7 separate regions of the Homo sapiens genome follow, and regions 2, 3, 4, 5, 6 and 7 are each linked to region 1. Evidence: chromatin loops called from intact Hi-C (ENCODE). Cell type or tissue: dorsolateral prefrontal cortex. All regions are shown on one strand.

Region 1 (4,000 bases):
AACTGAGATAATTTCATAGGGTTGTTGCACAGATCATCTGAGTTAATATCTATCATGCCTTTGGAACAGTGCTGCATACATGATTGCTCAGTAAGTACTGGCTTGTGTTTGTATTTATCCTAAGATCACCTCTCAAGTCATTGGGGGAAATCAAGATTTGAACTCAGACTGCCTGGCTCAAGACCCTGTGTCTCTAATCACTATTTATTTTGAATGAGTTACTAAATAAGTGAAGAAATAACCCAAAGTCATACGGTCAGATAGTGACAGAATCCAGATCTCCTGTCCCTCACCCCACAATTCTAACACTAGACCCCTACTGAGTTGCCACAAGTGCACAGATCCAGGTTGTCTGGGAGGGAGGCAGGAAGTTGCTGCTGTACACATGGGTCTCACACTCCTCCTTCCTCCTCAGATTACACCTCCTTCCCAGGCTGCGGAGGCTGGTGGTGCCAGTGCACGCAGGTAGAAGCCAACATCTTCTCCATGGGAGCAGATTAATGGTAAAGGACTGTACTCTTCAACTCATGCAGAGAAAAATGAATGGACTGAGCAGAACAATAATAATAAGTGACATTTGAAGAGCACTTTCCAGTTGACAAAGCCCTTTCACATCCATTGTCTCACTTGACCACTGGAGCAACCCTGTGATGTAGGTTATTATTTCCGGTTTTGAAGATGAGGCAACCTGAACACAAGGATGTCACGTGACTTGTCCACGTTTGCAGGGTGGGCAAACCCTGGAGCCCAGGCTTGCACTGGAATCCCCTGACTCCAGATCCCAAGTTCCTTCCTTAACAAAATATTTGACTCAGTACACTGAGAGAACTTTGCCCCTGGCCTCAGAAAAAGTAGCTCATGGTATCTCCCAGTGTAGAGTCTGATCTGCTTAGGAAAGTAAGTTTGAACCTTCCTGAAGGCAGAGGTATGGACGAGATGACCCAGACCTCATCTAAAGCCAGGCAGCTTTGTGATTCCCTTCCAGGATTTTATGAAAGAAATAAAATTATTCACTTGGAATGTTTGCTACCAGAAATGTCAGAGAAGCTGTAAAGGGCCATTTATTTGGGACCTTCTAACCATGTGTTATGGTAGAAAATTTGAGAGAAGGAACAGGCCATTAGGAAAATTATTTTATTCACTTCAACTATTATTGTCTTGTTCTGATAATATTCTATTTGAAAACTTGCATTCATAGCACTCTTTCACATAAAATCGTGTTCTCTGGGTCCTTCCCACCTCATCATGCTTCTTTCTCTCACATGTATAGAGATTGTTTTTCATTTTGAACCCAGTTGCTTCCTCTTTGATGCTGTAGAAAATCACCCTTCTGGGCGTGTGGCATAATGACTTCCATGGCAATGGGCTGAAGTTACAGACAAGCCATTACGTGAGCACGACAGGCTGAGCAGAGAGACCAGAGCCAGTTCTTTTAAAACTGCTGTCCTTGATAATAGCAGGACAGAGGTAGAAAATTACTGGCATTATAAATTGCTTTTTCGATAAAGGTTTTGACTCTGTCTTTTAAAAAGCTGTGCCACACGGGGAAAATCTCTCTGCATTTTTAATTGTAGATAATTTTGTGTAAGAAAAACCTCCCCATGAAAATGGTCTAATGAAATGTGCTTCGTTTGACTTTGGCAAAGCTCCATGTCATTCTAAACGAGTGCATAAAAACAGACACAAACAATATTTGCTATTACCTAAAAGTGTAAGAGATAATTTACATCAAAAGCAAAAGAGGAGATTGAGAATTGGAGAGTGGTCCCTAAAGCAGAGCTCCCACTTCTACACGCACGCATAAAAGAGCAGGAATAAAGGAAGTGTGGTGTACTGCCACCCAGCGGTGAGTCAGGGAAGACTGAGGACTACCATGACCCCTCAGTGTCCAGAGCCCAACCTAGGTAGACAAAAACCAGGGCAAAAAGAAACAAGGCCCCAGTCCTGCTAAAGGAGAAGACATGTTCTAAAGTTTATGCTTTACTCAAAGAATGCCATCTCAGAATCTTGTTAATGCTTATCTTAGGCATAATTCTAACATGCATAACTTTCAAACCCATCAGGAGATCGAAACCATCCTGGCCAACATGGTGAAAACCGGTCTCTACTAAAAATACAAAAATTAGCTGGGCATGGTGGCGCGTGCCTGTAGTCCCAGCTACCCAGGAGGCTGAGGCAGGAGAATCGCTTGAATCCGGGAGGCGGAGGCTGTAGTGAGCCAAGATCACACCACTGCAGTCCAGCCTGGGCAACAGAGTGAGACTCCATCTAAAAAAAAAAAAAAAAAAAAAAAAAAAGAAGAAGCAAGTAAATAGAATGGAAAGAGGAAAGGAAGGCCTATTGCATGTAGGCTTCTCTGTGTAAGCAGTACGGTGCATCCCGTAGAGGACAATGGTGGACTCCTTAGAGTCAAGTGTCTCTGTGCCTTTTACTAGCTGGGGAACTTGCTCAAGTCATATCACCTCATTGTACTTCATTTTCCTCATCTGAAAAATTAGCATGATAATTGTACTACCTACCTCATAGAACTGTTTTTGAGGATTAAAGAAGAAATTCGTAGAAATAGGGCAGTTCCTGATACTTAGTATGCATTCAGTGTCAGCCATGAGCATTTTAGAAATATAGAAGCTCAAATCCATTAAGGACTAAATCCTGGTTGTTATTTAAATTATTCATTTGTTCATTCAATTCACATTTATTAAGCACATATTATGAGCCAGGTAATGAATAGCCGCTGTGTAAATAAATATCAATAAGCGACTGCCCTTCCCATCTAGGAACTCAGACATGCAAGCAAAATTTACATCAATGGTGGGAAGTGCTGGAGGAGCATTTACGTGGGAACACAGACCCTATCCCTGGAGAGGTCAGGATGGCTTCCTAGGGGTGACGTTCAAGGGGGTGCATGGGAGGTGAGGAGGGGGAGTGCATTCCAGAGGAGGATGCAACATGTTTAAACAAAGGCTCAGATGGAGGGAGAGCTGGTGATTTTGCTCCTCAGGGTGTAAGGGGTTCTGAGAGGGGAGTTGAGGCTGAAGAGGCAGGCGGGGCCAGTGCTGGAAGGCCCTTGCCTGTGCAGCTAAATCCTTAGGTTTGCTCCACGGTGTTCAAACTTCTTCAGCATTACATATATTTTTCCCCAACAAAATCTCATGGAAAACTCCAGCATATGAAAAAAAAATAAAAGCAGCATTTTGTTAACAGACATTTAGTTTGTAAGTTCAAATTTATGACGGTTACAGAATGAATCAATAAGATCAATAAAGAAGTATTAATTAATACAACATTTTGGGCATATGTGTGACAAACCCAACTTCCATTTTATATATATGTATATATTTATATATATTTCTAATTATATACTATTGAGAATATTCTGATTCACTCTGAGAACTAGTTGCAAAAAGTAGTTTTTAAAAGAAAAAAAAAAAACTCAGTTTGCAATCTCTAAATGCCCTTAACTGTTCTGGAAGTTTAAAAGGGCAATAGTAAGACATTTTTACTTTAAATTTGAATTATCATCTATCAACGTCTTACATTTCTTATCATAAATAGAAAAGTCAGATGAGAAGCACCATAATCTTAAAACCATAACACATCATTATCGACGTGTGGCCTGGTTCCTGCCCACTTGTCATAGTCTGGCTGTTAGCTAGGATGAGACTGTGTACTGAGATATTACACCCAAGCCTTACCTGGCCTATGAGTGAGGAAAGCGTCTTAGTCTGTTTATGCTGCTGTGACAAAATACCTAAGACTGGGTAATTTTCACAGTTTTGGAGCCTTGGAAGTCCAATAAAGGTGCCAGTGGGCTCAGTGTCTGGTGAGGGCTCGGTCACTGCTTCTAAGATGGTGCCTTGTTACTGCGTCCTCTGGAGGGAAAAAATACTGTGTCCTCACATGGTGGAAGGTGAAAGGGTTAAAAACAAACAAACAAACAAACAAACAAACAACAAAAAAACCCTAGCTAGTTCCCTTCAGCACTTTTGTAAGATTGCTA
Region 2 (4,000 bases), 120 kb before region 1:
CAGCCCCCAAGGAGATCAATTCCTTCTCAAGTACCCTACAAGTTTGGGGCTGCCCAGGCAATATTTCAAACCTGTTTAATAACACCTTGTGGGGAAATGATGACACATTTTCTTATTTTCCATTAGTTTTCTATTTGTTCTTTGAATGAAAGAGACTCCATATGTAAATGTGATTATTATTCTCTGAACTTCCTCTGTGCAAGTTGGGTACCAGAATCTCCTGGGTTGTTTGAACAGGATTCAGGCTGGAATTTCAACAGCCAATATCAATGAAGGAAAGCAATAAAATCCATGAAAAATTAACATTGCTAAAGAGTACCACAGGCCCCCCAGGGCTACAACTATGAGGGTCACCAGTAAGTGACCACGATTTAATGAAGTGGCGCTCCCTCTGATTAGGAAGAAGTGGGCCTGGCATCTTCTACAGCATAAATACCGTGTTTCTGAGCATGCCAAGCCAATGCTTTCAGCGTCTGAATTTTCTCCCAGCCTGAGCTGGCAGTGGACAGCAGAGGACATTCCACTGAAATCGGGCCATCGGGAGCTGAAGACAAAGGCAGCTGATTCAAGTGCACCAAATTGGAGTTTCTCTAATCAAATATATTAAACCCACCATCATTCTTGATTGTTTTAATGGGAAGAAAGGGCAGCTGTGGCCTTCATTTTCTAAGCATTTTATTTAGTGCCATGGGGGTTGGAAGAAGGGGAGGGGAGGGAAAAGTGGGTGGGAAAGGAAGAGAGGTAGAGATGGCTAAGAAAGCTACAGGAAGCTAATGTCTTTTGTCTTAAAAGTAAAATGATTTTGCATGCTGTTCAGATCCACACAGAGAGTTCCCAGAGCTGTTACTCACTAAGAAAAACTTGAGATAAGCAGTTGATAAAGCACTTTTTCATAGGAGTAGAAAAGCAGCCCCAGACCAGGGCTTGGAATACTCGGGCAAAGAAATCCTGGTGACTAGCATTAAATGGATCTGCTTCACTAGTTACATGGGAGCCTGCTCAGTGGAGCATTCCCCCCACCTAGCCCCACATATATTTATGCTTTCTATAAAAGGATTTAATTTTCAAGACACTTGCAGGAACTTATCTCCACTCCTTTTATAACCTTCCAGGCTAAGAGCAGAATTCACAAAAGGCTTTTCTCACCATTTGAACAATAGGATTTGAAACTCTAGTTAAGAAACTGATGTCCCAACTTTTTTTTTTTTTTTAAATAGTTTAACAGATGGTCCAAGGGTGATGTTTCCTGGCCAGAGTGCAGTACCACATACAGTGTCTCGGTATGCACCTCCAGCTTCAAAGCCGAGCTTGGGCACGTGATGTCACTTCCTCCAGCTGCTGAGTTGATAACAGGATGAACCTGAACAAGATAGGAACCAGACACTCCACTGTGTAATTAATTATTTCACTCCAATGTAAGGCAGGAGACTTAGGTAGACACTGTTTTAGTACTTGGAGCTTAAATGCACTTTGCAAAGGAACAAAGGTCTGGGAGCTGTGGTGTGGGGCTCACAGGCTCACACAAGCTAACGTGAGTCATCTGGAGAAAGGGCTTTGGAAGCTGGTGCCTGTTACAGCCTGAAGCCAGCCTGTTTCTGAGCTGGAACGTGAAAGGCAGCTGGCTGTGTCAAAGGGGCAGAGAATAAAGCCGCAGTGTAAAATGAAGACACAATTCAGCAAAGAGAAGATGCTATTAAAATGGTTTCTGCTCCTCCAGCTTCTTTTGGAGGGCCCCCTTTTGGAAACAAATGATTCTGTTCTTTAAAAAAAGGAGGTGGAGGTTCCTTTCAGAAAAATGTTATTGGACTCTTTTTAAATGTCCCTATTTGAAGGGAATTAAAGGGAACGGCATAAGGCAGCGTCTATATACTCAGGGGCCATTGTAGCAAGTGACACAATGCCAGCTAAATGAAGCCCTCTGTCCTTTGGAGGAAATCTAATAACACAATCAATCAGCTCCAGTCTCCAGGCATCCATGGTGGGCTGCCAGCCCCTCCAGGGAGGGTCCTTCCTTTGCCACGAGACAGCTGGGCGAGGAAAGCTTTGGGAGAGGAAGAAATTGCCAGTGCATTCCTCCCCACACTCCCTCCCCACTCCCTCTCTCACACACAATGCCCTTTTGTCCCTATGACCCCCATCCCTTAGCATGGCTTGAGCTGGCCTGGAGGCGATTGCCAGGGAGCAGCTCAGCTCCCAGCATCTTCTTCTTGCAGCAGCTCTGTGGGATGGGCCTCCTCCACAGCACTGGAGTTGTGTCAGGAGCTCTGGGGAGGCATCAACTGTTCTCAGCTTGCTCTGGTCTGGAGGGTGCTGAGGATGGCTGTCTCTTTTCATCTATGGATAGTGCCTGGGGCACGGCTGGGGTAGGGGTGGGGGTGAGGGTGGAGAGGACACCAGGCAAGCGATTTAGAGACTGAGTGGCAGCCAAATTTGGTGATGAATTTAGCTACATCACCAAATTTACTGAGTAAGCCTTAGGCAAGTAACCTAACCTCTGCTGTAGCGCATTCTTCTCTGCAAAATTAGAGGCTGGTGGAGTTAACATCCAAGGTCTCTCTCTGGTCCAGTGCTGTGAACCTCTTTTTGGTAACTGAGGAGATAGGATAGGAAACATCGTGGGCTTCTGAGTCAGACAGGCCCTCAGTTTGTATTCTGCCTTCACCACCTGTGGTTTTGTGCAAGGTATAAAACTTGTTTCTCTTTTGAAAAAATATTGGGTTAAGTCGTATCTACTGTATAAAGATGCGTAAGTTTTACGACCCGAATTAAAAGACAGAGTCTGGGATGATGCCCAACACACAGTACATCCTTCTAAACATCAGCTTTCCTTGTAACCCATCTGACATTGAATGTCAAACAACTGCTTAATAAAAATCCACATTAGTTAAAGAGGCTTGAAATTTGAAAACAAATTATATAGCACTTCCATGTCATAGGTTACAGTTCCTAGACATTTCAATATCAGAGACAAGTAAAGTTGGAAAAACAACAACAACAACAACAAATCAATCAGGATTGGTAGCAAGGTAGAATTGCCAGCTTTTAAAATTTTGGCCAAGTAAGTTTGTTAAAGCAAAAGTCTCATCTGCTCTCATTATCCTTTCAAAAACAAGGTCACAGTGACTAATCAATCTTCACTAGGGATGGACACTTGTCCTAATTAAACAGACATATGTAGGTCACATATGTATTCTTATTATACATCCAATGCATATGAGCATTGTCCTTCCATTCCCTGCTATTTACAATTCACTGTGCGTGTGTGACAGTTTGTCCCATTCTGCTACCAAGATGGGGCTGTTAGTGGGAAACCATGGTCTTCATAAGTAAACTTATTTATGTACTTTTATGTGTAAAGTAGCCTCTGCTACTTTCCTTCTTTTCCCTTTTTACTTTTCTCTCTAAGACCCCTACCCCTGTGTACACCCCCGTGTGTGTTTACAAACACACATAACGCTTATGGTGCATTGGGCGCCCAATCTACCCCAATTTTTTCAGAAATAAGCCAACTGAATCGCAAGTGCCATACATTTTGATTCTGTACCCTTTCCCCCTCCTCCTTGAAGTCAAACGGAAAAAGTTGCTCCTTCCCTTTCCTCGGGAGCCTACTGAGCCTTCTCTAGGAGAGAGGGCCCTCCTTTCTTTAGCCTCCACTGGGTTTCGGGGCTGCCTGGCTGTGCTGACCCTTCTGGGCAGAGAACAAGGTACACAGAAAGCACAGCAGCCTCCTCCCTTCCCCTCCTGTGGCTTCAGTGGGCTTGGGGCATCTGCAGGGCTTCCCGCCGTCTCCTCGTCTCAGCGGCAACTTCTCCTCCTGTCCTGGCAGGAGTCCTAGGAAAGAAGGGCTTTTGAGTCAGTCGGTTTGTCTCCGTGCTCCTTTCCTTCTTGGTAGGAGAAGGCAGGCGACCTCTGGGCAGACGCCTGGGCTGCTTTCATGAGCTGGGAATCTGCACCGTCGCCCCCAGCTTGGAGTCGGGGGCGAGGGCTAAGCGTGCGGGAG
Region 3 (4,000 bases), 290 kb after region 1:
GGTCAGCTGCCAGGGCATGCATGCCTGAGGGTAACATTTAGACTACTGGTGGTCTTGCCTTCCTTGGTGCCAGCCATCATGTTGCTTTATATATTCAAAAGCAAAGTTCTGAACATTTAAATTTAATTTGGTCAGATATCAGGAGTTGGGATATTCTGATCCTATCAAACATCTTCTTTTCCCTTTTTGAAAGCAAGCTTGTTGGTGTGACGGCTGTACTTGAGAAAAGTAGGCAAAAAAGTAGATTTTGGTTTCTAGTTCGAACTCAATGCATTTGTAAGTCAAAAATTCAAAACTCTTTTCTCAGTCAATTTCCTGACACATGTTCTTGGAATGTCACTGTGGACTTTGACTGGAGCAGATAGCAATTATTTTCTTTAAGTCCTGCATGGGTTAAAATTCTATTCATTCTTCATCCATCAGCAAGTTTCTTCCAATTTAAGAAATACTGTGACTTGCCTAGAGTAGGTGCCTAATAAATGTTTCTTAATTTTATTTAATCTAGGATAATATCTCTATGGACTATTTGGTAGCCAGATTCTTGAGCATTCTTGTAACGTTTGTTCATGATACCTCAATTCTCAGAGGTGAAATTGAGGTGAATGATGCTGAAGTGATTTCTGGCCCTGGGTCCCCTTCCTGTGATGTCAGAGACACAGCTTTCTGAGGTGACTTTAGGACAGAACCCTGGAGAGGTCTTCGTTCAATGAAGCCACGTTAAGAATCTGAAAGGATCTATTCAAGGGTTCCTGAATTGCTCCTCATGCCTGCAGCTGAGATTTATGCCTCTGATTTCAGCAGGACCCTGGGTGCCATTTGGTCTTTCTCATCTCCATGATGTTGAACCTGAGAAGTCACATAGCCTGGCTGGCACTTTTCCAGACCACTTCCTCTGATGAGAAAAGAAAAACAAGGCTTTGTGACACAGAAGAATGCATGCTGCCTGTCCTGGATCTGCAGCCTAGGCAAAACAGTATCCAGGTTCTGCAAAGCCCAATAGGATGATGTGGAGATAACACCGTTGCTTATAGGAATGATCGATTTAAGAGACACACGTGACTGATGCCAGCATCTTTTGTTCTTGTCTCTGGATTAGCTCTATCACAGGTCAAACAGACTTAGAATAGAATTAGTAATCAGCATCATTGCTAATCTTACTGAAAGCACTTACCATACACCCTGCACTGTTTTAAGCTCTTTACATTGATTTATTTTATCCTTACAACTCTATAAAGCAGATACTAATGTCATTTCTATTTTACTGGTGAAAAAATTGGAGCATAAAGCTTTTAAATAGATTGCTCAAGGTCACGCAGTGTGACAGTTTACAGTAGCATGCAAATTTTTTGACACTCCTCTCTTCAAAAAGTGGAGTATAATTTTCCTTCTCCCTTGATTTGAACCAGACTTAGAGACTCAATTCTAATAAAAAGCATATGGTGGAAGTGAGGGCATATGCTTCTTAGGCTAGGATGTAAGACACTACTCCTTCTACCTGGCATTCTCATGGATTTCTCACTTTCAAGGAAGCCAGGCATCATGTGGTGAAGACTCTCAGGCAGCCTGTGTGGAGGCCCACAAGGGGAGGACCAAAACCAGACCAACGTGTCAGCCATGTGGATAAGCCACCCTGGCAGTGGCTCCCCTCCTGCCCCAGTCAAGCCTTCAGATGACAACAACCATGATAGCCCCTGAGGCAAAACTGCCCAACTATGCCACTTCTGAATCTCTGACTTAGAGAAACTGTGAAATAATATTGTTTTAAATAACTAAGTTTGAATAATTTGTTCTGTTTTCACAGATAACTAATACAGCTTCTAAGTGGCAAAGTCAAGATACCAATCCAGGGGGGTCTGAAGGCAGAATCTACACGTTACTGCTATATCCTCTCCTGATACTAAGGAGATTATCAATAAGCTCACATTCTGGCAATACATGTTCAGTAAATGTTTTATCTAAGCTGCAGCAAATTCTGATGTGTTTTTAGACACTTAGAAATCAATAATGCACATGAGCTACATAGTCCCTTCTTTCATTGGTTGTTATGAATTAATGCTGGTCAAGGCCTTTTGCCCTATGCTGCCTTTTCTAGGCTCTAGGCAGACACTACCTTTCCATTACACATTACTTCAGAGAAGCCTGTTACAATTATAATTAGTCAGATTATAGCATCCTTTAGGGTCCTTCCTGTCCTGAGAATACACCATAGTCACTTTACCCAAATTGGATATGTATTAAATCTATCAACCTCAAGTATTAACTATTTTTTATAAACTATTCCTTTTAGGCTGGGAGGAAAATATAAGTAACTCATCTCTTAGACAGGATAACTTCTGCACATAGTTATTTCCTATAATGTGTTGATTAGGACTGCTTAACTCTCAGAAGATTGACTCTTTGCTGCCACCTTGCTGATACCATGAATGTTAATGCCCATGGCACTGGGCTTTGCACAGAGTGGATATTCAGTAAATGGGTAGTTCTTGTTTCTCTCCCACATATGCAGTTAGGAGCACATTAGTCTTCCCAGAAACTGTTAGACTGCTGTCAGTAAGTAACCATTATTTGACATAACCCCACTGGCCGCAGCAAACATACATTCCCTACTACCCTTTTTTCAGTATCAAGGAAATGGAAATAACTACTCAGAGAGTTAGAAGGCACATGATGAGTAATTTCCTAGTCATTTAGAGTCAGACCAGATGGCCTTAAAGATACTCCAACCAAGAAGAGCTAACCTGACTCTGCGATTGCAACACTGGTGATCCCTCACCAGGAAAGATGCCAGTCTCTCTGCTGCCCCTCCTGTGTGTTCTTCACATGGCAGCCTTATTTCTGTTCTTAAAATCCAAAGCAAAGTTCAAGTTTTCCACCAAGTAATACAAACCTGGCCGGTTTCTTCTCCTGGCCTACCTCATCTTCCAACAACTCTCACATTTTTCAACCTAATAACATTAAACTTTATGTAGTTTCCCAAGTAGCTATCCTCTCCAGCTCCACACCCCCTTCTAACCTAGTTAACTCTTATTCTTACAGGAATCAGGTTATGGGTCAACTCACCTGGGGTATCTCTCTCCCATGCCACCTGACCTCTGCCCTCGTTCCTTGCTCTTCACTGCTGGAGTGGACACCCCCCTCTGTGCTCCAGGATGACTCTGAAAATAGCCCCACACACTGAATATGCTGTGTTGACACTATCTATTTGAATGCTTATCTCCCCTACTACATTATAAGGCCCTGCCAACAGTGGCAGGGTCATATTTAACCTTGCCTTCTCAGTGTCTGGCAAAAAGAAGGTGCTTAATAAATTAGATAATGTATGCAAAGTAGTTAGCCTAACACTTGATGTAGCAAGTGTTGTTGTTAATTTGGTGATGGAACCAATTGTTACTTCTCACCTATCTACAAGCCAAAAAGCTGTTTTGGTTTCTTCCTGGTAACAACTAAAGAGAGAAAAGCTGAATGAACAAAAAAGAAAGCAATAGAAAAGACACGTAGAAATCAATTAAGAATCTAAAGACACTAAAAATAAGCAATTAAATAAACAAAATCAAATGAGACTAATGAGAAAACTAAACAAAAGCAAGGGGAATTTGACAAACTTTCCTAGCAGCTAGATAGTCCCCACTACAAAAGCAGCTTCGACAGAAGTGGTAAATTCCCTATAACCTGAGTCACTAAAGACCAGACCAGACAAACCGCTTGAAAGAATACAGCAGTAGACATCAGGGTACTGGCTGAATTAGTGGGCTTTTTTCATCTTCAATTTCTCTGATTCATTCATAAAATATTTATAACAGGGCTGCAGAACATTTGTTACATCTTTTCCCATTTGTTCTCCTTCATTTTCCAAAGGAAAAGTGTACAGTATTAATATTTACTTAGTTAACGTTACCAGGCAAGGGGACTGTGCAAGATCAGAAGGGCTAATATCTAACAATAACAATGGAGAAGACAGAGACAGCTATTTTACTGGAAACTTTTTTGACAAAACCTGATT
Region 4 (4,000 bases), 410 kb before region 1:
AAAAGGTAAACAGGGGAGGGTATTTCTAGTTAATTAGTGAGAAAGAAGTTAAAAAGTTTAAAGGACTCCTTGATTTGTAGTATGTTGTAACTGGGGAGCTGGAATCGGTGTTACTTCTGTAGGTGCTGACACAAAATCAGTGGGGGTGAGGCCGAGGTACCTGGATTGTCAGTGGCCTCCCACACCGCCCTGTGATTCTGATGCACCCCAAAGTCTGAGAACTGTTGCCCTGACCCAATTACTCCCACAGCCCCAGAGCACGGCAGGGGTCCTTGTACAGGGCCCTAGTTCCCTTGCAATCTCTTTGCCTTTTAGTTTTAAAACTAGCTATTCATCGCTGGTTAGTTAACTGTTATGCATTTCTACAGGACTGCATTGTTAGGAGCCTCGACTTGGCTTCTCCACAACCACATTCAACATTGGCCTTCCAAACCCACTCCACTCCTGTGCTGTCTATTGCAGGCCTGTGCCCTCACCATGCGCCCGGTCCGGTCTGGAAACCCGAGTCTCTGTGTTTCCGTCCCCTCTGGCTTGGTCCTCAAGCCTCTGCATCTTCCCTGGGTCATTCAAGTCTTCCAGGTGATGCCTATATTGTTAGTCTCTACAGTCTGGCCTTACAGCATCGTCAGAGCTGCCCTAAGGCCCAGGTGGAGTTGTGGGTCCTCTCTCCGCTGCCTCCCTGAGTTCTGACTCTTGGTGTGTTCAGGGACTTCCTGCCTCCGCACCTCCCACCCCATGCTTTGGCCACAGCACAGACTCTTCTGATTCCGTAGCTATGCTTCTGCTTTTCCCTCCACCTGGCTGCTCTGGTCATAGAAATTCTACCCCTCACTTAAGAACACCCCCAGAAGTCACCTCTGTGAAGCCTTCTTTGGTTCTTCTAAAATAAGTGAGTTGCTCCATCCTCTGTGTCTGCCAGCACTTTCTCTGCTCCTCTGGACTTCATTGGTCGGGGGTGGGGGGTGCTACTGTTGGTCTTGCAGCCACCCTGGATTGTGACCTCGCAGAGGTCAAGGGCTGTGCTGACGCCCCCCATGTCTGCGTGTTGACAGCAGACTTACTGGGGACACGCTGTAGAGCTCCGATGATGGCTGTTGGCCGAATGGATGAATGGCTTCATTAACTTCACTGCAACACGCAGGAGTCCTTGATCTCCCCCCTTGAAAGGTATTGGGGGTTTCCCTAGACACTGCCACTTCAAAGCCATACAGAAAAAATTAGAGCTAAAAGAGGCAACATTGTTTATTTCTCAAGAAGATGCTTTGGTGTTCCTTCCTGCAGCTGTGAGAGGCCTCCTGTTTGACCTTGACGTTTCCCTGTCAGGCTACACAGCGGTTAAAGGCAGGGCCCCGGAGGGTGTGCCACGGTGCCCAGAGAGGGAGGGGTAGTGGGCGCTGCCCTCCAGACTGCGTCCCCAGTCTGGGAGAAAGGGGCACTCGTCCTGACTGGATTGCCCAGACGGGCACCCCTTTCCTAACTTGCCTGCCCAGAAAGACATGTGTAATTCCTCCACCCGGAGGGAATGATTTCTGCTAACTCACAGAGAGGCTTTGACTTGTCACTCTGCCTTCTAGAAGTGACCACATGTTTTTTTTGCTCTCGGCAAGGGGGTGCCCTTGGCTGCTCTCCGGTGTGGGAGTCTTCCCCTTAATCCTTGCTCCTGGACGTTTGCATTTTCACAACGACCCTTTGTGGCAGGTGGGTCCCTGCCTTCTTCAGATGACCTTGAATAACACTGTCCTCTGCACTTCTGGCCGCCACGGAAGAGGCATGACTGCTGTGAGTCTGGGGCCTTGGAACCATTTTAGACCAAGGCAGGAAAAATAAACAGATGGGCGAGGTAGGTGGCTGCCCTTGAATTCTCACTCTCATTATGCACCCATTACTGGTGGCCAGTTGAGTAAGCATTTAGGACTTGGCTTTGCCATTTGTCAGCTGATTAAACAATAGAGCTTTACTGAGCAGCTCCCATGGGCTCGTGTCACTATACCTATTTTACAGAGGGAGAAACTGAGTTTCAACAAAGAAATTGCACCGAACCCAGAACTAAACAGGACCGGGCTGCCAGAGGGTGCTTTTCTGTGCTGAATCATGGGACCTTCTTGCTGACCAGAGCAGAGAAGAAAAGTCTCCTGTGGTCGGTGGAGTTTTTACTTTTTGGATTTTCTCCCCTATGACTGATCTCAGTCCTTGCCTGGCCACTCCTGCCTGTCCTACAAACACCGAAAACCACTGTCCTTTTCTCAGCCGTCATTTAGCAGTCGGGAAGCGTGTGTCCTGACGTATGGGCTGCAGTCAAGGCGGGGGCCCTGACAAACAGGATTCATTCACCAGGCCCTGGCCTGCCAGCTCCCTCACGGGCGTCACATGGGGCCGAATGAAAAGAGCAGGGGGTGCCCGCCAGGGAGGCCTATCCAGGGGCTTTCTTCCCCGCGGCGCCGTTCCCTGGGCCTGCCAAGTCCCACGAGCCAGCACACTGGAGAAGCGTTTTCAAAGCGAGGCCTTTGCCCTCCTTGACAGGCTCCTCAAAGCCTGCCTCGCTCTGGCAGTGCCTGGGAGATCCTGTGAAAGGCGCTTTTTGTTCACCCTCCTCATTGGGGACATCTTTGGGGAGCCACTGCTTGAGAAGCACAGTGTGAGCTGGAGGACACTTGAGGCAGGGCCACTTCGGTGGGCAGCGGGAGGAGCAGAGTCCGGGGAGCCGGGCAGGCAGGGAAGGCGCTGGAAAACGCGGAGACTGCTCCTGGGAAGCGTACATTTCATAACTGAGAAACACTGCCCAGAAGTTTCTTTTAGAAGTGGGAGGCAAAGAGCGCTTAACCTTTATTTTTATTTTTATTTCTTTAGTTGCACGGCTGTGTTTGGTGTACAAATAACACCTGGGGTCTGTGGTGATGGGTCCTTAGGAATAGAGAGAAAGAGAAATGGCCTTGGAATTTAGTGGCCTGAAGACATAGTTTAAAAATTCATTTCCGGACCTCAACCTACGGCCTTTGACAGAAAGATGGGTTTGTTGTCTGCTGTGAAATAAAAGCCATCTGAGGCTTGTGGGAGCATGATGAGCACCAGAGTCCGGCTTAGAAATCACGCTGATGGCCCAGAAAACTCAGCCAACCACAGATACCATTGCTGCTTCTAGAAGCCCAGGACACTGGCACTGTGAGGCAATGCTGGAGATTCGTCCTATCCCTGGTCTCTTGCAAACATTTTAAATTGAAACCTTTAATAGTCAGCATGAGAGCACTCGGATTCAATTATATTCATCTCTGAAGATGTCCTGATATCGCCTACTTGTTTATAAAAATTAATCATAAAATATTGAACTAGTGGAGGGTTTGTATGTTTTCTATAAAGTCTAAAAAATGAATTCCATTTGGATCCAGTGAAAGGTGAATTAACGAATTATTCCCTCAGTAGGACAAGAATGTTGAAGAAAAAAACTGAATGATTTTTCTTTTGAACAATTCTTAGCCAATACAAACAAAAAAAATCAACAAACGAAAGCAAGCCAAACAACCAAACACCTCTCCAGTATTGCGTTTAGACCAGTTTGTACAAAGTTGGTACTGGTTTTATGACCTAACTTTTTCCCCCACTGTTTAAATAGATTTGGACATTATCTTTCAAATATGCCATTTCCAAGGAAGGTCTGAGTGGGCTTGCTTTTGCAGTGCATTTACAAAGCAAGCTATCGAACTGGCTCACAAGCCAAACAGAGGCCCCTGAAAAGACAATATCCCTTCCTTCCTGAGGCAGATATTTCAGGATTGGGGAAGCAGAGTTTCCTGTGTTCTCACAAGGGGCTGAGATAAAGAAACCCAGGGCAGTTTTGGAAAGAATTCAGCCTGCCACAAGCACGAGGCTGTTGTTTTTGTGTGCAGGGCCCCATTTCACAATGAGAGGCCTGCCTGGCCAGAGTGACCGTGGGGACAGGACGTGATGTGGACAGGGCTTTGGAGCTGGAAGAGTCCTCTCAAAGTGTGATGTTGAGAAGCAGTGA
Region 5 (4,000 bases), 310 kb before region 1:
CCCAGGAAAGGCTGGATAAAAAGTGAGGTCTGTGTTGCTCTGCGGGTGGGCTGCAGGTTGTTCAGTCAGGTGGGAGTTTAATTGGCATTTCCTGCTCCTATGCAGCCCTTGGCTCTCTGGGGCCATGGTCTAGCCTCTGACCCCCCACACACCCTGAGACAGGAGCATCCTTTCCCATGGGGACCCTAAGATCCTCTATAGCTTCAGATCACCACATGCTTCCTTGCCGCAGCCTTCTCTCATTGCCTACCCTGGTCCCTGGGAGTCCTGTTCCCTTAAAAACTCACCAATAGCTGCTTTTTGTTGAGCAGCTTCCAAGGTGCCAGACCCTGTGCTAAGGGATTCCTGCCTATCTCCTCCCTTCACCCTCAAACTCCCTGTGAGACTGATACTGTTATGTTTCCCATTTTGCAGATGGATACGAATGATTGCAATCATTTATTGAGGGCTTTCCACGTGCCAGGGGCTGTCCTAAGCACTTCATATCTGTGACAGATTGTGTTCTTGTTCCAAGTCTTTGCTGCCCTTCCCAGTGGGGCCATCATGCTCCCCACCCTGTTGACGACATGTGTGACTTGTTTGGCCAATGGAATGGAATTGGAAGTGACAGGCTTCTAAGCAGAAGCTCCAAGAGCCACTGCAGTTCTGCCTTTCTTCCCTCCACACCAGCCCAGCCTGGCGCAGATAGGGGCGGGTTCCTCTGTCTGGTTCCCAGAGTACAGACAGGCAGCCAAGCCACAGTGAACATGGAACGGGAGCAGGACATAAACCTTTGTTGTTGTAAGCCACTATGATTTGAGGGTTGTTTGCAGCATAATCTATCGAAAGCTGGTGGATACAACCTGCATTACCACATCTAATCCTAAGAATAGCCCTGGAGGGTAGGTATTCATATACCCATTTTCAACATTAATACTATAACTCTTCTAAATCCTGGAGGAGGAGTCTGTATGGCTCAGCCTCTGCATAGAGTCAACTTTAAAGAAACACAGGGCAAAAGCCAGACTAATTACAAGGGAATTTTATTCTTACATCTTTAGAAAAAAAACTTAAAAGGAGTCCAAATGTAGCTCTCAATTGAATTCCCTCTGTCCTCCCAACCACTTTTCTTTCACCCCCAGCTGCTCCACAGCCTGACACAAATGTCCCCGACTTCTCCCCCATCTGAGCTCCTTATTGCTTTTCTCTCCTCCTTCCCTCACCAAAGCAGACCATTTTTTTTTCCATTTAAAAAAAGCTTGGATACTCCTTCTCTGGAGAACTCAGTATCTGCTCTTTTTCAGGATAGGCAGGTTTTGCACCCCCTGAAGAGCCTCCCTTCCACATCACCACACCAAGGTCCAGCCCCCAACACCTCCTAGGTCAGACTAGATGACTTAGTTAGCTCTGATCCCAGCAAGCAAGAATCTTCTGCTGAAATAAGGAAGAAGAGGGGAAATCGGGCTGGTAGAATTCTCATTGATAGGCAGTGGGAGGGAGGGGCAAAGGCTGTGTCAACCCCACATTAATATTTGCCCTGTTACAGTAGTAATAATAGTTGCTAATATTTATTACGCATTTATGTTCCAAACACTATGCTAAGCCTTTTTTTTTTTTTTTTTTTGAGATAGAGTCTCACTGTGTTGCCCAGGCTGGAGTGCAATGGCACGATCTTGGCTCACTGCAACCTCCGCCTCCCGGGTTCAAGTGATTCTACTGCCTCAGCCTTCCGAGCAGCTGGGATTACAAGCGTGCGCCACCATGCCTGGCTAATTTGTGTATTTTTAGTAGAGACGGGGTTTCACCATGTTGGCCAGGCTGGTCTCAAACTCCTGACCTCAGCTGATCCACCCGCCTTGGCCTCCCAAAGTGCTGGGATTACAGGTGTGAGCCACCGCGCCTGGCCGCTAAGCCTTTTATGTACGTTTAAGTCATTTATTCCTTATTGAAACCCTGTGAGATAATGAAACTCCCCTTTTAGAGACGAGGAAATTGAAGCATAAAGACATTGAGAAATTTGCCCAAGGATATAAGCTAAGAAGTGATAGAACTGAGGTTCAGATCCGGTTCCGAATCCGTGGCCTCAGTCTGTCACCCCTGTGCTGACCTGTGCTGATGCAGTTGGCTCAGAGCTCACAAACCTCCAGTGGCTTCCCAGAGCCCCTGGGACACATTGCTAGCCCCTGAGCATGCCTGGGAGCCCTCCAGGCTGGTCCCTGCATATTTCACAGGCTTGGTCCCTCTCACTTGGTCCATCAACTCCATGGCCATTCACTTCTCTCAACATCCCCAAGTTGCCTTGCTCTGTTTCCCTTTGGGGTCCAGATCTGCATGAGGACACCTGTCTGTCCAGCCTGTCAGTGTCCCTGGTTAAGGGACCCTGATCTTTCAGACCACGGCTTTCTTCGCCTCCTCTGGGCTCTCCCGTGGACACCTGTGCTCTCATGCTCCTTGTTGACTGTCCAGTGTTTCTCCAGCTGCATGTGTGCCCAGGGCATAGCACAGGCCTAAGACAGAGGGTGTGCTCAATTAACATTTGTGTAGTGAATGGATGACTGCTGTTTGGTGTTCAGTTTGTGTTAAATGGATTATTTTGTTACTTTATTTGATGACATTTCCTGGCTCATAGTTCCAGGCCACATCTGTGGTGTGCACTGTCTTCCTTCTGGCTTGGTGATGTGGTTTGGCTGTGTCCCCACCCAAATCTCATCTTGAATTGTAGTTCCCATAATCCCCACGTGTCGTGGGAGGGACGCGGTGGGAGGTAATTTAATCATGGGGGCGGTTACCCTCATGCTGCTCTTGTGATAGTGAGTGAGTTCTCATGAGATCTGATGGTTTTATAAGGGGCTTTCCCCCTTTTGCTCGGCACTTTGTTGTTGCCATGTGAAAAAGGACATATCTGCAAGTTTCCTGAGGCCTCCCCAGCCATGCTGAACTGTGAGTCAATTAACCTCTTTCCTTTATAAATTACCCAGTCTCGGTATGTCTTTATTAGCAGCATGAGACCAGACAAATACACCTGGTACTTGACCTTTTCATATTTGCCAAATGTGATTTTCTCCTTTATCACCTCCAAGCAGACCTGTTTTTTTTCCATTAACCAAAGTCTTGGATATCCCTTGTCTGGAGGAACTTGGTATCTTCTTTTTAATTTTTTTTTCCAGGATAAACAGGTTTCATACACCCTGAGATAACTTATCAAGAAGCCTTCCTTCCACACCCATTGACCCAGGCAGGGTCCAGCACCCCCAATGTCTGGATGAGTCCCCAGCCCAGAGAATGTTTTATTGGAGTTAGCATATCATAGATTTGTCACATAATGTTCTCTGCACTCCAGGCATCCATGACAAAACATGGATATCAGTCTCATCCAAAGAATAAAAAAATTATTTTACAACTTACAGCCAAAAACAAAAAAAGGAAAGAAAAGAAAAACCAAATAACCAACCAAAAAATGGCAAGCATTGGCGGCTTCAGCTGAGGGTTGGCCTTTCCTTCCAACTTGAAGAGAAGCAGGCAGTCATACAGCTTCCCATAGAACCTTGGAATTTTCACATTTGCTGCTTCAGAGGTGCTGGCTGCATCCCCTGTGTCTCCCCCGGGCCAGGAGAGCTTCCCTGCACTTGGTATAGAGAAGGTTTGAGTGGGGATGGGAGGGGGAGAGTGGGCAGGGTCTGGAAAGCTGCTCCTTTAGGTCACTTTCACCCATACTGCTATACACTTAGGTGTAATTCAGACCTGGGCATCATCTGATTTATACCAAGTACAAATTGACAGGGGGGCATGCACAGTCATGGCTGAATTGTAAGCCTGAGAGTGGAGATGCTATTGGGGCCCAGCAATGTGCCCAGTTGACATATTAGGCTCCAAGTCAATAATCCCTCACATATGCTCAGAATCTCTACAAGGATGAACTAACAATGATTGTTCTCCAGGCACTGTTCTAGAGGCCTTATATTAGTGCTTCTGAAACTACATCAGAATCACTGGGGGGATTGTTGGGCTCCATCCTCGTAGT
Region 6 (4,000 bases), 610 kb before region 1:
GCGCGGTGGCTCACGTCTGTAATCCCAGCATTTTGGGAGGCCAAGGCGGGCGGATCACGAGATCAGGAGATCGAGACCATCCTGGCTACATGGTGAAACCCCGTCTCCACTAAAAAAAAAAAAACACACACACACAAAAAATTAGCTGGGTGTGGTGGCAGGCGCTTGTAGTCCCAGCTACTCGGGAGGCTGAGGCAGGAGAATGGCTTGAACCATTGCAAATGGCAGGGTTTGCAGTGAGCCGAGATCGCGACACTGCACTCCAGCCTGGGCAACAGAGTGAGACTCCGTCTCAAAAAAAAAAAAAAAAAAAAAAATTAGCCAGTCGTGGTGGCGCGTGCCTGTAGTCCCAGCTACTCGCGTGCCTGAGGCAGAAGAATTGCTTGAACCCAGGAGGAAAAAAAAAAAAAAGATAGCTTTAGGCCAGGCATGGTGGCTCAAGCTTATAATCCCAGCACTTTGGGAGGCCGAGGCAGGTGGATCATGAGGTCAGGAGTTCGAGACCAGCCTGGCCAACATGGTGAAACCCGGTCTCTACTAAAAATACAAAAATTAGCTGGGCATGGTGGCAGGAGCCTGTAATCCCAGCTACTCGGGAGGCTGAGGCAGGAGAATCATTTGAACTTGGGAGGCAGAGGTTGCAGTGAGCCGAGATCACACCATTGCACTCCATTCTGGGCAACAGGGCGGGATTCTGTCAAAGAAAAGAAAAGAAAAGACAGAAAGAAAGGAAGGAAGGGAGGGAAAGAAGCAAGCAAGCAAGCAAGCAAGCAAGCAAGCAAGCAAGCAAGCTTCAACCAGCCCAGGAAGTTTTAAAAAAATTAGCCCGGCATGGTGCAACACACCTGTAGTCCCAGCTACTTGGGAGGCGGAGGTGGGAGGGTCACTTGAGACCGGGAGGTCAAGGTAGCAGTTAGCCTGATTTTGCCACTGCACTCCAGCCTGGGCGACAGAGCGAGACTCCGTCTCAAAAAAAAAAAAAAAAAAAAAAAAATTAATTAATTAATTAATTAATTAAAAGAAAGATGCTTCAGAGAGAGTGAGAATATCTAAGAGAAATTCTCTCTTAATAAGTATCTTTAGAAAGTTTCCCCAAATTATGCAACTGATAAACTTTTTTTCCCCCAGCAAAGCTCAATATTAGAACAAAAGATGCAGACAAGTCAGATACCTAATGTTAAAAGATGCCTGTATAATGAACAATAATGAAAATAGTGGCCAGGCACAGTGGCTCACTCCTGTAATCCTGGCACCTTGGGAGGCAGAGGCAGGCAGATCACTTGAGACCGGGAGTTCGAGACCAGCCTGGCCAACATGGTGAAACCCCATCTCTACTAAAAATATTAAAATAAATAAAAATTTTAAAAAACAAAGCAAATGGCTGGGTGCAGTGGCTCATGCCTGTAATCCCAGGACTTTGGAAGGCCAAAGTGGGTGGATCACCTAAGGCCAAGAGTTCGAGACCAGCCTGACCAATATGGTGAAACCCCGTCTCTACTAAAAATACAAAAATTAAAATTAGCTGGGTGTGATGGCAGGCGCCTATAGTCCCAGCTACTTGGGAGGCTGAGACAGGAGAATTGCTTGATCACGGGAGGTAAAGGTTGCAGTGAGCCAAGATCACGCCACTGTTCTCCAGCCTGGGCAAGAGAGAGACCCCGTCTCAAAAAAAAAAAAAAAAAAAAGGTAAAGTATTTATGTTACCTTAAGATATTATAAAAATGAAACTGCAGGGCACGGTGGCTCACGCCTGTAATCCCAGCACTTTGGGAGGCCGAGGCGGGAGGACTGCCTGAGCTCAGGAGTTCGAGACCAGCCTGGGCAACACGGTGAAACCCCATCTCTACTAAAGTACAAAAAATTAGTCAGGCGTAGCAGTGTGCGCCTGTAATCCCAGCTACTCAGGAGGCTGAGGCAAGACAATTGCTTGAACCTGGGAGGTGGAGGTTGCAGTGAGACGAGATCACGCCACTGCACTCCAGCCTGGGCGACAGAGCGAGACTGCATCTCAAAAAAAAAAAAAAGAAAGAAAAAGAAAAAAATTTTGGCTGGGCGAAGTGGCTCACCTCTGTAATCCCACCACTTTGGGAGGCCAAGGCAGGTGGATTACGAGGTCAGAAGTTCAAGACCAGCCCGGCCAACATGGTGAAACCCCATCTCTACTAAAAATACAAAAATTAGCTGGGTGTGGTGGCACGTGCCTGTGATCCCAGGTACTTGGGAGGCTGAGGCAGAATTGCTTGAACCTGGGAGGTAGAGGTTGCGGTGAGCCAAGGTCATGCCACTGCACTCCAGCCTGGGCTACAGAGCGAGACTCCATCTCAAAAAAATAAAAATAAAAATAAGACAAATGTTAAAGGCACATAAAAGGCTCTTTTTTTTTTTGACTTTTCTGAATTTTATTACCTTTTCTCTAAAAGTTAACTTTTTTGCAAATGGCTATTAATGTCATATACCAGTAGAGGGCGATAAAACATTACTTTTTAGTATTATCTTAAAACTACTTTTACCAGAGTGGAAAAAGAATTTTTGGATAACTTTTCTTTTGCCCCTTCACAAAAGAAAACGATCGAAGACACTAGCAAGATGGAGAAACATAGTTCAATGGGAAGATCAAAAGTAACAGACAGATTACCATGACCTAAATTTGCAGAAGGGAGAATCATCATCTGTGTAAAAACTATAGTGACAGCTCTGTTTAGATTGGTTTATGTCTCAGGGAGACCGCCTTTTGTGCTAGCTCTCTGACACTGCATAACAACTGTGGGCAATTACGTATGGAAATCCTTCAAGCTGAAACAAATTGCAAAACTTAAGTGCACTTAGTCTGTTGTACCTTTTGTGGATCTAGAATACGTAACTTTAAAAATCTAGATTGTAATAGCTTCTAGATAGATGACAGTTTGGGCGTGAACCATTTAGCCATCCACTTGTGGTATGGCAGGAGTATATGGTGAGGAGTGGCCAGCTAACATTCTCAGGGGTCGGGGTGCCATGTTTACGTGGGCAGGCTTGATTCCTGGAAGCCGAGCTCATTTACCAGAAGAGCAGCCAATACCATGAATAAATCTGGTCCTGAAAAAGTAAATGCTCTGTTTCTTGGATTATTTATTTATATCAGATGGAGGGGGACAAGAAAGCTTATGCCTTTCCCTGTGGCCATGCAGCGCATGTGAGAATGTGCACTATGGCCGGCGCGGTGGCTCACGCCTGTAATCCCAGCACTTTGGGAGGCCGAGGCAGGTGGATCACCTGAGGTCAGGGGTTTGAGACCAGCCTGGCCAACATGGTGAAACCACATCTCTACTAAAAATACAAAAAAAAAATTAGCCAGGCATGGTTGGGGGCGGGTGCCTGTAATCCCAGCTACTTGGGAGACTGAGGCAGGAGAATTGCTTGAACTCGGGAGATGGAGGTTGCAGTGAGCCCAGATCATGCCATTACACTCCAGCCTGGGCGACAAAAGTGAAACTCTGTCTCAAAAAAATGTAAAAAAAAAAAAAAAAGAGAGAGAGATAGAATGTGCACTGTATTTAGCCTAGCCTGTGGCATTTTGTTTTGCAAATTTTAGTAGTATGGAAGTAAACTATCAGCATAAGAAAAAAGAAAATTCCTATGGCTCTGAATATGTTAGGATTTCTATCAAACACAGGGCCCAGCCCAGCCAGTTCCCAGTGGGGTAGGCTCGGCCCTTGGTCCCTACCAACACATTGACTGCTCTCCCCACAAGGTGATTTCACTGCACTGGACACAAGATGAGATGGTTTAGATGCTGGCACTGGAGCAGCTGCAGTAATGTGAGCTGAAAGGAATGCAGTTGTATGTCGAGAGTGCCAATTTCCAAAGCAGGTTCTTGAAAGGCTGTTTCTCTTCGTATGGTGAGGGACCTGTGCTGTTATCAAGACTAGGAAGGAAGGAGATTCATTAAATGTCATCATCAGCCTGAACAGGTGGTTGGCAAAGGAACGGAAAGCACGGAGATGAAGTTTTAGAGATCGGG
Region 7 (4,000 bases), 130 kb after region 1:
GGAAAGGGAAGAAGAGCCCTGTAGGATGGCTGTGGCAGTGCCTTTGAAATCAAAGGTGGACACTCCACTGTGGACATCAGGGGCTGATATGGAGAAGAGGGGTGGTGAGGTGGCACAAGGAGGCCAGAGCCATATTCTGAAAGCAGCATCTTGAATACTGGTACCATCAGCTCCTACCACCTTGACAGTCCAAGGAATACTCACATTAATGCCCCAGAAATTAGAATTATAACTTACTTTATTACTTCACACAATTTCTTACACTTTATTTGTTTTGATTTTTGGCCTTGGCCAAAACTTTTGGGAAGCCTTGGTTTTAACAGTTTACATTATTCACCTATCTTCAGCAAATTACATTAAAAATATTGAAAAGTAGTGAATTTCTGCCTTCTGAAAGAGAAGGAAGATTTCCACTGTGTTGCTCTGAAAATGGAGGTGAAGCACAACACGCTTATCTGTCTGACACATGCCAAGCAGTGACAGGTGATGTTACCAGAAGGGTCAGATGTGTTTGCCTCGAAAGAGACAGGTCCCACAAGCAGCAGTATTTTGTGAAAGCTCATTTTCCCAGTCTCTAAATGCTAAATGGTCGAACACTTATATTCTAGGGAAAAAAAAAAGATAAATGCATGTGTAAGAATTTTTATGTCTGTGTCTTTTTATCTGTATCCAGGTTTGACGTTAGTCATTTGTTCTGATTCACACAGAAACTCTGGGGCAACTGTGGGATGCATTTAATGTGCTCGGCATCGAGTTTAATCTGGAATGCAGAATTTTTTTACGGTGCAATTTTGGACAGGTTCATCAGGCATGAGGTTTATGTATGAGAAAAGGGAACTGTGGCAATGCGAAAACAGAAATGAGTATGGCCACATGAGCATCCAGGGGATATGGCTGTCTTTCAGCAGTACCTAGAGAAATGAAGGCTTCAACTGAAAGAGCCTTGACAATTTCATTAGGGGAAAGTTGTCCTTACCATTATTATCATCATCATCACCATTATCAAACTGTTAGTGAGCTCCTGCAATGAAACCCTACCCCAGTCCAGGGACCTATGTGAAAGGTCTCTGTGAATTGGCTCAAGCTTCCTCTCAGGAATTCTCAGTGTGTCTGGCCCTTCCACTTCCTCCCTCACCCTCCACCAAGTTCCTTTCTCGCCCTAGCAAATGGCATAACACAGTACTGTCTTACAGACGTATAATGTGAGTCACAAAATATGCTATTTTAAATTTCTTTTAAAGAAATCAAATGAAAGAGGTGATATTAATTTTAATAATATATTTTACTTAAGCCAATATATTCAAAATGTCATGATTTCAAAATGTAATCAATATTTAAAATATTGAGATATTTTACATTCTTCTCTTTCACTCCAACCCTTGATAATATGTGATACAGTGTGTATTTTGCACTTAGAGCACAGCCCAGTTTGGACTGGACACATTTCAAATGTTCAATAACAGCACGTGGCTCGTGGCTACATATTGGGCAGCACAGATAGAACTGCTCCAAGCGCCATCCTCTGAATGACTCATACATTGTCTGTAGACGCTCCACCAACATTTACATTCCCAAGATTACTCCTCTGAGGTCTTGGGAGACCCATCAATTCCCCAATCAACTCCATGGCTCTGAGCTGCTGGACGGCTTAGCACCACCTTTCTCAGCTCCGCCTCTAGAGGGCAGCCCCGAAAGGCGTCTCTGTGAGCCCTCTAGTGACTGCTGTCAGAATGGACAGGACTTTACAAATAACTCCTATGGAACTTTAAAAACCAATCCCATTAAAGTACCATTACAGGATCACAGCTCTAAGGGATTCTTTTAGCCATTGCCTATAGTAGGACACCGGCCCATAAACTTGCCCTGCAGGCAGCCGTGATCCGTGGAGATCCCTTCAGAGGTACTGCAATAGAGAGTTCATCACCCCTTTATGCCATCAGCAGAATTCAGCTGTCTGGGAAGCTGCTAAGCAGTGTGCTTCTCTTCATTTGCCCCCATGGCCCTCAGGACATAGCCTGCTCAGAACCCATTTCACCCCTTTCTGCTGCCTCTGAGAGTCCCAACTTTGATCCAGCACCCATCTCTCCTCACAGAGGTCGTGGGCCCCAGAGGAACTGCCCAACCCCAGGACTGGGATGTCTTGGGACATCCCACCCTCCTTGACACTGATTGGTCAAGATGGCAGGACTGGCCCAATCAATGCATGGGCCTCGAGAATCTGGCTTAATTAGATGCTAGAGGAAGTTTGACGAGAGCTTCTGGGCAAGACATTTCCCTTCTCTTAAGAGTAAGTATGGGAAGCGACGGCTATTTTCTCTTCCTGTGGACATTACGGTATGTGGATGTGAAGTCAGAAACTACTGTAGCCACCCCTCCACAGGGGGAAGCTGCATGGGATGAAGCTGACACACAAATATGACAGCAGCCAGGGCAACTGTAGAAATAGAGTTGGAACCACGGGATTAAACTGACTCTGAAGTCCACCTTTTTGTATTTTCAGTTACATATTCAGTAAATTTCCTATTGTTTAAGCAGCCTGTGCAGTGGTCTGTGACTTGTAGTAGGACTCTCCCTAGTGGAAACAAACTTCAACACAAACCGAATTCCAGAAACTTCCCTGCATAATCTACAGCTCCTGATAGCAGGGGAGCAAGTGAAACTTCTTGGAATTATTTGTGTGCAAATGTATGTATTTATTTGGAGCAGGGGCTAATATCTGATACCCCTAAAGTTAGGATGGATGCGTTGGTTATATACCAAACTGGGCAGCCTAAGGCGAGTAAAACAGAGCATCTGTTCACTTGCTGCAGGATGGAGACACAGATTCCGTTTGATATTTAATGAGAAACATTCTAAAAATGGAGAAATCCTAGCACCCTACAGACTGAGTTTTCCATTAGAAATGGAGGAAATAGTAACATTGAAATACATCTTTGGGAACCTTTCTGTCAAAAGAACTTTCTCTGGCCCCCTTGATTCAGGGGATGTGACCAATTTTGTTCTGCTGCTGATGACAAAGATGATGGGACAAAGCCACAATCTACCTCGCAGTAGGCCAGTAGTCCTCCCAACTCCAGGGACACACGCTCCATCCTTTCTTCCCTGCCAGCTGCTTCAAAACCTCGCATGTGCAAGGAGAGGAGCTGGGTTCAGCACAGACTCACTTCTGTGACTTGCCAAGCAGTCTGGCCCTGACCTTGTGAGAATTGTCTCCTCTCCCCGGGATTCGTTTGGCTTAACAAAAGCTGGGCCCACTGCAGCTCCCTTTATTTCTTGATGGGTCCCTTTTTGCCTGTCCTAAGAGGATTGTTTTCTTTATTTCCTGTGATCTGCAAGGCCCTAGCTTTAACCTCCCTTTCTCACTGATCAGAGACCTCTCCTATTACATTTTGTAGGAGCATTTAAACCATTCAGTGCTAATTAATGCCAGTCTGCATAACCTCTCACCTCTCCATCTTGATCTTTTTTAATACCACTTTTAATTCAGACGAAGGCTCTCATCTTTGCCAATATTGCCTCTTTCTAAATATCAATTTAATTGAATCTCTAGCCTGTGGCATCTTCCTTTCCTAGCAGTTTGTCTAGGAAAGGCAGTATACCACAGAGGTTATGAGTCTGGTACTCTTGGCCACAACTCTTGCCTTTTAATACTGGCTGTGCCACTTACAAATGACTCCTAAGGAACTTTAAAAACCAATTCCTGTGCTTTAGCTGTGCTTTAGCTGTGGTAAAGCTCTAAGGGATTCTTTTAGCCATTGCCTATAGTAGGACACAGGCCCATAAACTTGCCCTGCAGGCAGCCATGAGCCGTGGTGATCCCTTCAGAGGTATTGCAATAGATAGGGGGATCTTGGGGATGTAAACCTAGTTGGTTTCCTTATCTAACCTACTGAGATAATATTTCCGACACCATGAGAATCAAAGTAATTGACACATGTAAAGTATTTAAAACGGTAAGTGCATTAAATGTTAAAACATAATCTGTCACATAATAGGCACT

Evidence for each region. A loop is a pair of places that touch in the nucleus more often than their neighbours do. Peaks named below come from ENCODE experiments on the same cell type or tissue, not always from the same donor. Only the 100,000 strongest peaks of a DNase experiment are listed, where the experiment ranks them.
Region 2: it touches region 1 in a loop (7-fold over the local background); 21 of 110 quality-filtered maps call a loop at or near these places.
Region 3: it touches region 1 in a loop (2.3-fold over the local background); 13 of 110 quality-filtered maps call a loop at or near these places.
Region 4: a loop joins it to region 1, with 2.1 times the contacts of the local background. A loop is called at or near these places in 6 of 110 quality-filtered maps.
Region 5: it touches region 1 in a loop (2.4-fold over the local background); 9 of 110 quality-filtered maps call a loop at or near these places.
Region 6: a loop joins it to region 1, with 11 times the contacts of the local background. A loop is called at or near these places in 98 of 110 quality-filtered maps.
Region 7: a loop joins it to region 1, with 2.3 times the contacts of the local background. A loop is called at or near these places in 16 of 110 quality-filtered maps.

What each region holds. Positions count from the first base shown.
Region 1 is chr13:40,067,222-40,071,221 of GRCh38, reverse strand. It overlaps LOC107984569 (a long non-coding RNA gene), which reads left to right. Exons shown (of 3, transcript XR_001749970.1): 3 at 416-537. Among named protein-coding and RNA genes, the nearest start is that of LINC00332, 110 kb to the left of the region's middle. In dorsolateral prefrontal cortex, CTCF peaks have their summits at 1,628 and 1,831 (motif pointing left); a DNase peak (open chromatin) is centred at 1,841; H3K4me3 peaks cover 496 bases; H3K27ac peaks cover 641 bases.
Region 2 is chr13:40,188,290-40,192,289 of GRCh38, reverse strand. All of the region lies in intron 1 of LOC124903162, which reads left to right. LINC00332 (long intergenic non-protein coding RNA 332) reads right to left here. Exons shown (of 4, transcript NR_046870.1): 4 at 3,260-3,831. Among named protein-coding and RNA genes, the nearest start is that of LINC00332, 8.5 kb to the right of the region's middle. In dorsolateral prefrontal cortex, no CTCF peak of the experiment used is centred here; DNase peaks (open chromatin) are centred at 486, 1,569 and 2,189; H3K4me3 peaks cover 874 bases; H3K27ac peaks cover 4,000 bases.
Region 3 is chr13:39,776,407-39,780,406 of GRCh38, reverse strand. It overlaps a transcript of COG6 not described here. Among named protein-coding and RNA genes, the nearest start is that of MIR4305, 110 kb to the right of the region's middle. In dorsolateral prefrontal cortex, a CTCF peak has its summit at 2,426; no DNase peak of the experiment used is centred here.
Region 4 is chr13:40,478,076-40,482,075 of GRCh38, reverse strand. It overlaps LINC00598 (long intergenic non-protein coding RNA 598), which reads left to right and starts at 1,072. Exons shown (of 7, transcript NR_024507.3): 1 at 1,072-1,167. In dorsolateral prefrontal cortex, no CTCF peak of the experiment used is centred here; DNase peaks (open chromatin) are centred at 2,405 and 3,927; H3K4me3 peaks cover 702 bases; H3K27ac peaks cover 2,593 bases.
Region 5 is chr13:40,372,566-40,376,565 of GRCh38, reverse strand. All of the region lies in intron 6 of LINC00598 (long intergenic non-protein coding RNA 598), which reads left to right. Among named protein-coding and RNA genes, the nearest start is that of LINC00598, 110 kb to the left of the region's middle. In dorsolateral prefrontal cortex, no CTCF peak of the experiment used is centred here; no DNase peak of the experiment used is centred here; H3K27me3 peaks cover 496 bases.
Region 6 is chr13:40,681,634-40,685,633 of GRCh38, reverse strand. No RefSeq gene overlaps it. Among named protein-coding and RNA genes, the nearest start is that of FOXO1, 17 kb to the right of the region's middle. RefSeq lists an enhancer at 3,431-4,000. In dorsolateral prefrontal cortex, CTCF peaks have their summits at 2,279 and 2,482 (motif pointing right); no DNase peak of the experiment used is centred here.
Region 7 is chr13:39,940,660-39,944,659 of GRCh38, reverse strand. No RefSeq gene overlaps it. Among named protein-coding and RNA genes, the nearest start is that of LINC00332, 240 kb to the left of the region's middle. In dorsolateral prefrontal cortex, CTCF peaks have their summits at 1,492 and 1,698 (motif pointing right); a DNase peak (open chromatin) is centred at 1,689.